Regions from separate parts of the Homo sapiens genome. Here region 1 is linked to region 2. Evidence: chromatin loops called from intact Hi-C (ENCODE). Cell type or tissue: HepG2. All regions are shown on one strand. Links, peaks and the distances in the headings refer to the core of each region. The heading gives the core; the rest is flanking DNA.

Region 1 (4,388 bases), core at 226-4,225, 190 kb after region 2:
CTCCGCGATCCTGCGCCTTGCCACCCTTTGGGAAGGATAGGACCATCATCTAGGGCGTCTCTCGGTGGACTGTGGCTGGGCCGGGCTGAATGGGCGGGCGGAGGTCTCGAGGTCGTCTCCTGGCTCTCGATTGCTCCCATCACCCAAGCCACCTCGAGGTCGAGTGCGCCCTGGGGCTATGTCTGGGGAGGTCATGGCGTCTCGGGGCGAATGATATGCACGTTTTGGGGCAAAACTCTCCTAGGCCTCGCAGGAGCAGCTGTATTTGTAACTTGGAATTGGCCTGGGCCCGCCTCCCTTGGCCCCTCCTCCAGCTCCTACCTCAACACGCAGCGCTCAGCGGGCTGCCAGAGTGAGCTTCCCGGACCACCCCCAAGCACCCTGGGGCCTCACCATCCTTCAGGGTCCCTGGGGCATCCTAGAGGCCTGGATCTGGAAGAATGGGGGCCAACAAGAGTGGCCAGGGCTCTCCTGGGGCGGTTTTGCGATGTATTCCTCCGCTAGAATTAGCCTTTCGGGCCTGCGCGCCTACAGGTTTCAGAGGCCAGCGGGAACGGTGGCCTCGGGTGTGTGGGGGTGAGGGGTGTGGTGTGTGTGCACGTGTTCACGCGCGACTAGAAGCGGTTCCTTGTGCATTTCTAGAATCTTGTAGATGTGTTTTCTCGTGAGAATGATGCAGACTTACTGCTGACTTAAGGTCAGTTTGTTTGAAAAGGGAGAACGTCAGTCCGATGGTCGGTGGTTGTGTCTCTCCTGAGCATTCGTACAAAGTGAAGCCACCTCCCCTCCGCCATGCAGTCTCCCAGACCGGGTCAAAGGACCCAGGCTCCAGGTCGCTGAGGCCTGGAGGGCTGAGGCCCTTGCTGTGCGCCCTGGTGCTCTGATCCCAAGGCCCAAGCTGCCCCGGTACCCACTTAGGGTCAGGGTGGAAAGCCTACGTGGGAAAGGGGGACCTGGAGGACTACCCCCACGCCCATGGCAGGGTGGAGTCCCGACCTTGGCATATTGGACCTACTCACTTGGCATCTCCCTGCCCCGACCCCGTCTGGGATCCGTATTGGCAGCGACGAGGAAGGGAGGAATGGTAAGGGAGTTGGGTCGGTACAGGACGGAAGTGAAGATGGAAAGAGAGAAGAAAAATAAACAAAACTGGGTAGGGACATGGAGATGGGTGAGGCAGGGGTAGGGGTGGAGTTGGGGCTGCCTCGGGGAGCAGCGGCTTTTCACCCTGCTATAGGGAGGTGCGTTTGGCTGAGCTGTCCCCCCACCAAATAAAGCTAATGATGTAGTAATTTAGGAGGGGGAGAGGGGCTGGGCAAAAGGAGAGAGGGGAGAGGATGGGGAAACGCGCGCCCCAAGAGCAAAAGCAAACAGCTGTGGAGGCGCTGCCCGCGGCTCAGGCTTCCCAACAGGTTAGCTATACTGGGATCCACCCGGCATTTCGCAGGAAGGGGTGGGGGGAAGACAGAGCGAGAGGGGGAGAGAGGCTCACAAGAGGACAGAGGGAGGGAGGGAAAGAGAGATAGGAGCCAGAGAGCGCACCGCGCGGCTTAAAAGGAGAGACTTACTAATGAATATTTATCCGCCGCTGCTCCGTGCTCCCGGCTTCCCTTACCTTTCGGCAGGTAAGATCCTCCCTGTGCCCCAGCCCCGGGGGCCCTCCTAGCTCCCCAGTCGGGGAGCCTGTGGCTGGGCGGGAGGGCTCTCCGTTGGTGGGGGTGGGAGGGCGGCTCTACTCTGCGTTCACTTTGGGTGCCCAGGCATGCGACCCTGCACGACTAGGAACCGCGTGCGTGGGCTCCATGTGTGGAATGAGTGTGAGCATGTAAGAGTGTGTTTGTGTGTGTGCGAGAGAGAGACAGAGAGACTATGCGCCCGCAAGCGCGCGCGCGCGCCTGTTTGTGGCGCGCTCTGGAAACATTTTCCGACTTTTCACTCGGACGCCCTGGATTTCTCGCCTTTGCCTTTCTCTGCTTCCCCTCCCTCTTCTCTCGCCCTCCCCTCCCCCACCCAGGTCTACCCCACCCTACCCCACTCCTACCCCGGCTGCTGAGGCGCTCTTCTGCCGGCTATTGTACGGCTGGCGCGGGCTCCCCCTGGCCACATCCCGGGCCTCTCACACAAGAAGAATAGTTCTGTTTCCGCCGTAAACCCCCACACAAAGGCTGCCCGGCCACCGGGTCCCCTGTCCCCCTTCCCGGGGACTTCGGCTTTTGAGGTGCTGCTGCGCGTTCTTTCTCCCTCCCCCTCTCAGGGCGCCAGGGCCCAGACCAAGGAGCTAAGAGTGATCGGGACTTGGGGGTACCGGGTGGAACTCCTTGGGGGCCGCCCGCCAGGCTTCCTGGGCTGCAACTCGGAGCCCAGAGACCCCCAGGGGAAGGGCGCCTCTTCCCCCACCACCACCCCAGCCGTCGCCTGCGGGAGGAGCACGGGGAACCCGGCCCAGCCAAAGGGGGAAGAGGGAGGGGAAAAGGAAGAAGGTCGGGGAGGGGCTGACCATATAACCAGAATTCTTTAAACGGACTTACCCGGCCACCTGTTGAGAATCCATGTGGGGTCGGCTGGCTCCGGAGTTGCGCAAGGTGGACACACAAAACCAAAAGCCGGAGTTGGGAAAAGAAAATTCTTTCTCTGACCATGCCAGACGCGGCCGGTCAGGCTCGCAGCTCCGCGCTAGGATCGGGCGGCTGTACAACCAAGATCGACTTTGCCCTGTCCCCCAACGCCCCCCTCATCCCACGGCTCCACGGCTGGGAGGCTCCGGACTCAGAGCTCGCGGACTCGGCGCTCAGGGTCAGCACCAGCAGCTCGGCTTAAGCCGGGGCAGGCTCTCTAAGCCCTGCTCAGAAGTCAAGAGCAGCAGTGCTGCCTCTCCTCGCCGCCTTTCATGCCGCGGCCGCTCCTTATTCTTGTGTCTCGGCCTCTCCCGGCCCCCTCGGACAAAACCCCCAGAGCCCGGCCACTCTCTTCCCGCTAAATCCCCTTCGGGGTCAGTGCTCTACCAGCACCGGGCCGCGCGCCTCTCCTGCCAGCCGTGTGGCTCTTAAAGAGCTGCACCCCTCCTCCGCCCTGCGCGATCCCCCGACCCCCGCCTCCCCTCCCCTCTCCTCCGGATCTAGCCCCCCACGCCGACGCCTGAGGTCCCTGCTGCCCCGACCGATGCCTGCGGACTCCCAGCCCCCTCCCCTCGCCTCCTCCCCTGAGCAGCCGGTGGGCCTGGCCTCGAGGCCACAGGGCTGAGTTCTACCCTCGCCTCAGGTCCCCTTTCTCACCAGCAGCGCACACCCCTCCCTTCCCCGCCCCTACTTTAGCCCTCTGGGTCGATCAAGGCCCGGGCACCGCCTTTGCCCAGCTCAGAGGTGATGCCTAAAGATTGCCAGTTTAGGGTTAAGTTAGGGGGTTATGTGATGGGAAATGGGGCAGGGCATGCTAGCGGAGCTAGGGAGAGAGAAAGGAAGAGAAGCAAACCAGATGGACTTGGAGGGCTCTCTGTATCCCAGGGCCTACCTGGCCTTTTGGTTCCTTTCCACGACCTCCCAGAGACGCTCACGCGGGCACGGGGTCCTGAGGTTACCAACCTGACCAGGCCCACTGTGTGTCTGAGGGATCCTGGGCATGTTTGTGTTTGTGTGTTGGGGGGTGGGGTCCAGAAAGTCCTGAGTGTGGATTTGGAGCAGCCTGCTTCCCAAGCCCAGAGCATTAATTCCCCCCAAAAGTAACCCTTAAGGGCCCAAGAGCTGTGTATGCAAGGAGGGAGTGAAGGACCTTGAGCTCCGACTGTCCAGGGAAAAGGGCATCAGAGGAGAGGGGAGACAGAAAGGGAAGGAAGGCTACACTTCCTGAGGACTGAAGCACAATTTTTAAGAGGGTGTCTTATATTTACTGGCCAGCCATGTCAGCTGCCCCACTAAGAAAAGGTGAAGTAGATGACTGCTTTGGTTTCCCTTCCTTCCAGGGCTCTGGCTCTCTGCCTCTCTGCCAGGCTGCCAGGCCAGTCTTGCAGGGTGGTCTTGCCTATAGCACTTTTTTTGCCAGGCCTCCCTGGGACTAGAAGCCAAAGAAGGGATACCTCTGTTGAGGGGGAGTGCAGGACGGGCTGTGGTCCCCTGCCTTCCCTACTGCCACTTGTCATAACATGTGACTGGGCTCTGTGAATGGTGGAGGCAATGATGGGTTAGGGAGGGGAGCTGCCCACCCTTTCTCAAATCCAAGTCCTGGCACACCAGGTCTGGCTGTTCAGAAGGGGAACCTTGGGAAGAAGTGTGTGGCCTCTGGGCAGTGGAAGCCAAGGGAACCTAAGGTGATAGGAGGATGGAAGGCTGACCCTCAGCCACCCCAGCATTAGTCCAGATGCACCTTTAAGGAACTGGAGTGACTAATTGATTTGC
Region 2 (4,388 bases), core at 211-4,210:
AGCACGTCCTAGAATAGATCAAAGGGGATGGATCTAGGTGGCATAAGAGAAGGTACTGGCTGTAGATAGGAGTATAGATAGTTCATCTATGGTAATGGGCAGGAAGGCAGAATGTGTAGATGCAGATGCTATTAGGAGCATAAGTGTGGTGGTAGGAGTTTATGGAAGTTCTTAACTGATTGCTGCATTTTTTTTTTTTTTTTTTTTTGAGAAAGGGTCTCATTTTTGTCACCCAGGCTGGAGTGCAGTGGCTAGATCATGGCTCACTGCAGCCTTGACTTCCTGGGCTCAGATGATCCTCCCACCTTAGCCTCCGGAGTGGCTGAGACCACAGGTGTGTGCCACCACACCCAGCTAATTTTTTGTATTTTTAGCAGCGAGGGGGTATCGCCATGTTGCCCAGGCTAGTCTCGAGCTCCTAGGCTTAAGCAATCCACCCGCTTCGGTCTCCCAAAGTGCTAGGATTACAGGCATGAGCCACCGTGCCCGGCTGGATTGCTGCAATTTTGACAGTAAAGCAAGAAGCAGGGTCATCAGCTGAAAGTGAGGAGGAGGGGAATAGTGTCAGAATTTTGAAGGGAGAGTACAAAGTGCAAAATAATGACCTAGGATAGTGGGAAACTAAATGGACAAAGGAAATGTAAGTATAACTGCCAGATGTCATTAAGAGTCCACTTGAGGTTCATAGTCATGAATTTAAAGCAAAGCCAGTGAGGATGCTTGTGTGCTGTCTCTAGCCACATTCAGGTGCACAGGTGCAGTCATGGACCAGGCAGAGAGCTGGATTTAACAAATACGAGGAAGTAAGAGAGGGACAAGGAAGTTGAGGGTGTATGCAAGGGAGTAATTACAATGATAAGTCATGAAATTTAAGCTGAGCAAGAAAGAAAGATAAATATTAGGGAAGTGGGATAGTGACATGGTGATAAGATCAGTGTGGGCCAGTGGGACTGAAGAGTACCTTCTAGAAAGAATGAGCTGTGAAAGATAGGAGGGGTTGGTCAGAGATTGGCTAGAGTTGCAGTAACTGGTAAAGATAGGTTTGGAGGAGTGCCACTCAATGAGTAGGCCATGGACTGGTGCCAGTCTGTGAACTGTGTGTTACTGATCTGCAAGGAGATAAGTTCAGAAATTGAAAATAAATGTTTAGAAACACTGCTGCGACATCCAAGCATATGATCAGTGGACTTGTATTTGGAATGCCTTTGTGTTTTTAATCTCATTTTTGTGACTATATTTTACAAAAGTATTGGTCTGCAACAGATTAGATACAAACAAAGTCTGGTCCTCCCCCACAGTGGAAGCACATGCTCTCACGAGCATGCATGGGAGTGTATCTCCAAAGGTGGAGGACAAGGTCACTGGAGGAGAGGAGTGAACAGTGAACTCACCATCATCTCTAGTCTTCCAAGATAGCAGGCTGCCTGACTGCACAGCTCCAGGAAGCACCATTCTCATTGTATGTTACATGAACAATACAACTCCAGGTACTGTATGAATGGTGCTCTTAGAATGTTCAAGGAGATAGCTAGTGTTATCCCCATCTTACAGATCAGAAAACAAGCTCAGAAAGGTTAAATAATTGCCTAAACTCATACAGCTACTAAGGGGAGGAGCCAAGATTTGAACCTAGGTCTGTCTGCTGTGCTAAAGCTGAACTCTGTCCACAATACCACTCTCTTTCTCTGTCACATGCATGTAGCACAGCCATAAGCCTCATGAGAACTGGGGAAAAATACCTTTTAGGAATGTGTTATGGTCCATGTGACCAAGCCAGGCATTTCAATTTATTTTAGAGTCATGACTCATTACAGCTGCTGTGGGAATCCATACCCAGTCGCTGCTTAGACCCCTATCTCTCCAGTTTGTCTTTGTTGAACCAAGGGGCTGAAGCACCTCAGGAATACAGCATCCACTATCACCACAGGATTTCCTGCAGTCTGTTCTTGTGCTTTAGTAATTGCATATGTATTAAAAGCAAATTCTAAAGAGACATTTATGGAATGGTAAGATTATGAGTAATTTTAATACTTTAATCTTTTTTTTTCAAAATTCATATGATGGATAGATACATTACTTTTCTGATCAGAGAATGTCTAGTATAGATGTATACTTTAAACCATCTTGCTCATGGTTCAAGTCTTAGACTCTAAAACTCAGGGCTGTGATGAGGGCTGGGAAGGCCCCATCTCTCACTGAGCCTGAGTCCCAGATACACTGGGAGCCTCAGCATTTCCAGAAAAGTTGGTGTTTGTTGCTTCCTGCTCTCCCCAGGTGCATGGAGTTTCTGAGAAATCCGTAAACAACGTAAGCATTGATCTCTTAGGATTTCCTAATTTCCTTCATTTCTTGCCTATCCAGTAGGCCTCAGCAAGTACAGCAACACTAAAGTTAATTTGTAAAGCTTATCTGGGTGTTACTGGACTTGTGAACCCTGAGGTAACCCACTGCTTCTGGAAAGCCCTCCCATGCTCCAAGTCTGTATATTCACCCAATGCATAGGATACAGCGTAGGAATTGGGGGTTTCTGTGTCCATATGGCCCATCAAGCTGCCCCTGTGAAGGCATGGTCTATGGCACAGCACAGGACCTGACACACAGTGAGGAGTGGCTCAGTAGGAACGAGTTGGACAAGTCAATGAACAACTGCTGCCCAGCGTGTGTAGGTATTTTTGTGGTGATGTCTTTAATCTTTTCTACCTTGAGAAATTTACTGGCATTAATATATATTAATGTATTGTATATGAAAAGAACTTTTGGGCTGACTGGTATAAGACTTATTATTACATTCAGACACATGACTTTTCACCTAGGGAAGATATAGAAGAAATGAATCCACCAAAATAAGCAAATATAACTGGGCAGGGTAGGACATGTTCAATCCGGTTAGGTTTAAAGAATCAAAATAGAAAATAGGAACAGAATTTTACTTTGAAAAATAGTACTGTAAATCACAGTTTTGGTGCTGTGGTAAGACGAATCATTAAAATACTTGAATATGGTAAAATGCTAATCATCACAGTTATTAATTGAGAGTAACTAAAAACCTCTGGTTGGCCTCATAAGCATTAGTAAAGTTTTCAAATGCATGTTACTAATTATTGTTATTAATGTGAAGTTTTAAACCTGATCCCCTTTGGGAGACTAAGTGTCAGTGTGGGTGAATTTTTCACTATGCCTAAAAACCAAGAACTACCAAATGAAATTTGACTCTTCTTTTCTTCCATCTTACCAAATTGCTCATTTCATCAATATGAAAAGCAACTGATATGCCAGGCAGTATAGATATAAGCTGTCTCACATCATTTATTTTTATAAATTTGTGTTCCAGTCAAATGTGGAATACTTTGGTTTCAATATGTACCTTATTGATGTTAAGGGTCTAGAATCATTATAATGACTACGGTAAAGATAAGATATTTTTCTCTAGTTTGTCTACAAAAACCTATAAAAACTAGCAAAAAGGTTAACTATTTTATTTAAGTAGAGAATTCTTCTTCTAGATTTGAATACTAAATAAAACACAGAAGACAGTTACATCCTATTTTTTATTATACCTTTTGAAATAATTTGTATATACCTTTTAAATAATTTCAAGTGCCACAAAAAAATAATGTTAATAGCTCAAAATCAAAATTTAAAAAAAACCCTATGTATAATTTTTAAAATCTTTTTCTCCTCAAGCGTTTTACGATGGGATAATGAGACAGATGTCTCTCAACTGGAAGGACATTTTGACATTGTTATGTGTGCTGACTGGTAAGTACATAAAAATCACAAAACTCCTGTTAGAAAAAAATAGCTTTGCTGGAGTAATTGGGCTGTGTTGCTTAGCTGACGGCTAAGCAAAGTCAACAAATGAAGCACAAAGCCACCTTAACCTCAACAAATTAATATTCATCTCCATGTGACAGTTATAAGGTAGTCTTCTATCACACAGTAACTTCTACCACATTATTTCCCAAAGATTGATTTTGAGAAGCATTTCCATTTTCTGGAATTGCCTCTGTTTCATGCTTGACGTATCAGTAAATGGACGACTTAGGCAAATTGCAAATAATTATGGCTCGGAGAGGAATAGTCTGGAGAAAAAGGAGTTTATCAACACAAACAGCTCAATTAGCTTACTTCTTAGGAGAGATCTGACTATTGATATAAGGGAAAATATATGTGTGTGTGTACACACACATACTCTCTAGCAAATAAACATATCTGTGGAATATCTTTGGGGAAATAGCTTTTCTTAAAATATATGTTTGCTATCTAATGTTTTCAGTGTATTCAATTATAATAGTTAATTATACCTAAAACAAAAATTATAAAATTACATTTTATTCTTATGCAAATAATAACATGACAATCTCTGTCAGGTGCCTGCCTTTTAAAAA

The links. Peaks named below come from ENCODE experiments on the same cell type or tissue, not always from the same donor. Only the 100,000 strongest peaks of a DNase experiment are listed, where the experiment ranks them.
Region 1: it touches region 2 in a loop (2.1-fold over the local background); 1 of 110 quality-filtered maps calls a loop at or near these places.

The regions. Positions count from the first base shown.
Region 1 is chr2:44,932,752-44,937,139 of GRCh38, forward strand. The region is part of intron 1 of LINC01833 (long intergenic non-protein coding RNA 1833); the gene reads right to left. Among named protein-coding and RNA genes, the nearest start is that of LINC01833, 4.3 kb to the right of the region's middle. RefSeq lists an enhancer at 4,130-4,388. In HepG2, for the core only: no CTCF peak of the experiment used is centred there; no DNase peak of the experiment used is centred there; H3K4me3 peaks cover 559 bases; H3K27me3 peaks cover 3,877 bases.
Region 2 is chr2:44,739,938-44,744,325 of GRCh38, forward strand. It overlaps CAMKMT (calmodulin-lysine N-methyltransferase), which reads left to right. Exons shown (of 11, transcript NM_024766.5): 8 at 3,685-3,759. Among named protein-coding and RNA genes, the nearest start is that of LINC01833, 200 kb to the right of the region's middle. In HepG2, for the core only: no CTCF peak of the experiment used is centred there; DNase peaks (open chromatin) are centred at 564, 1,724 and 2,394.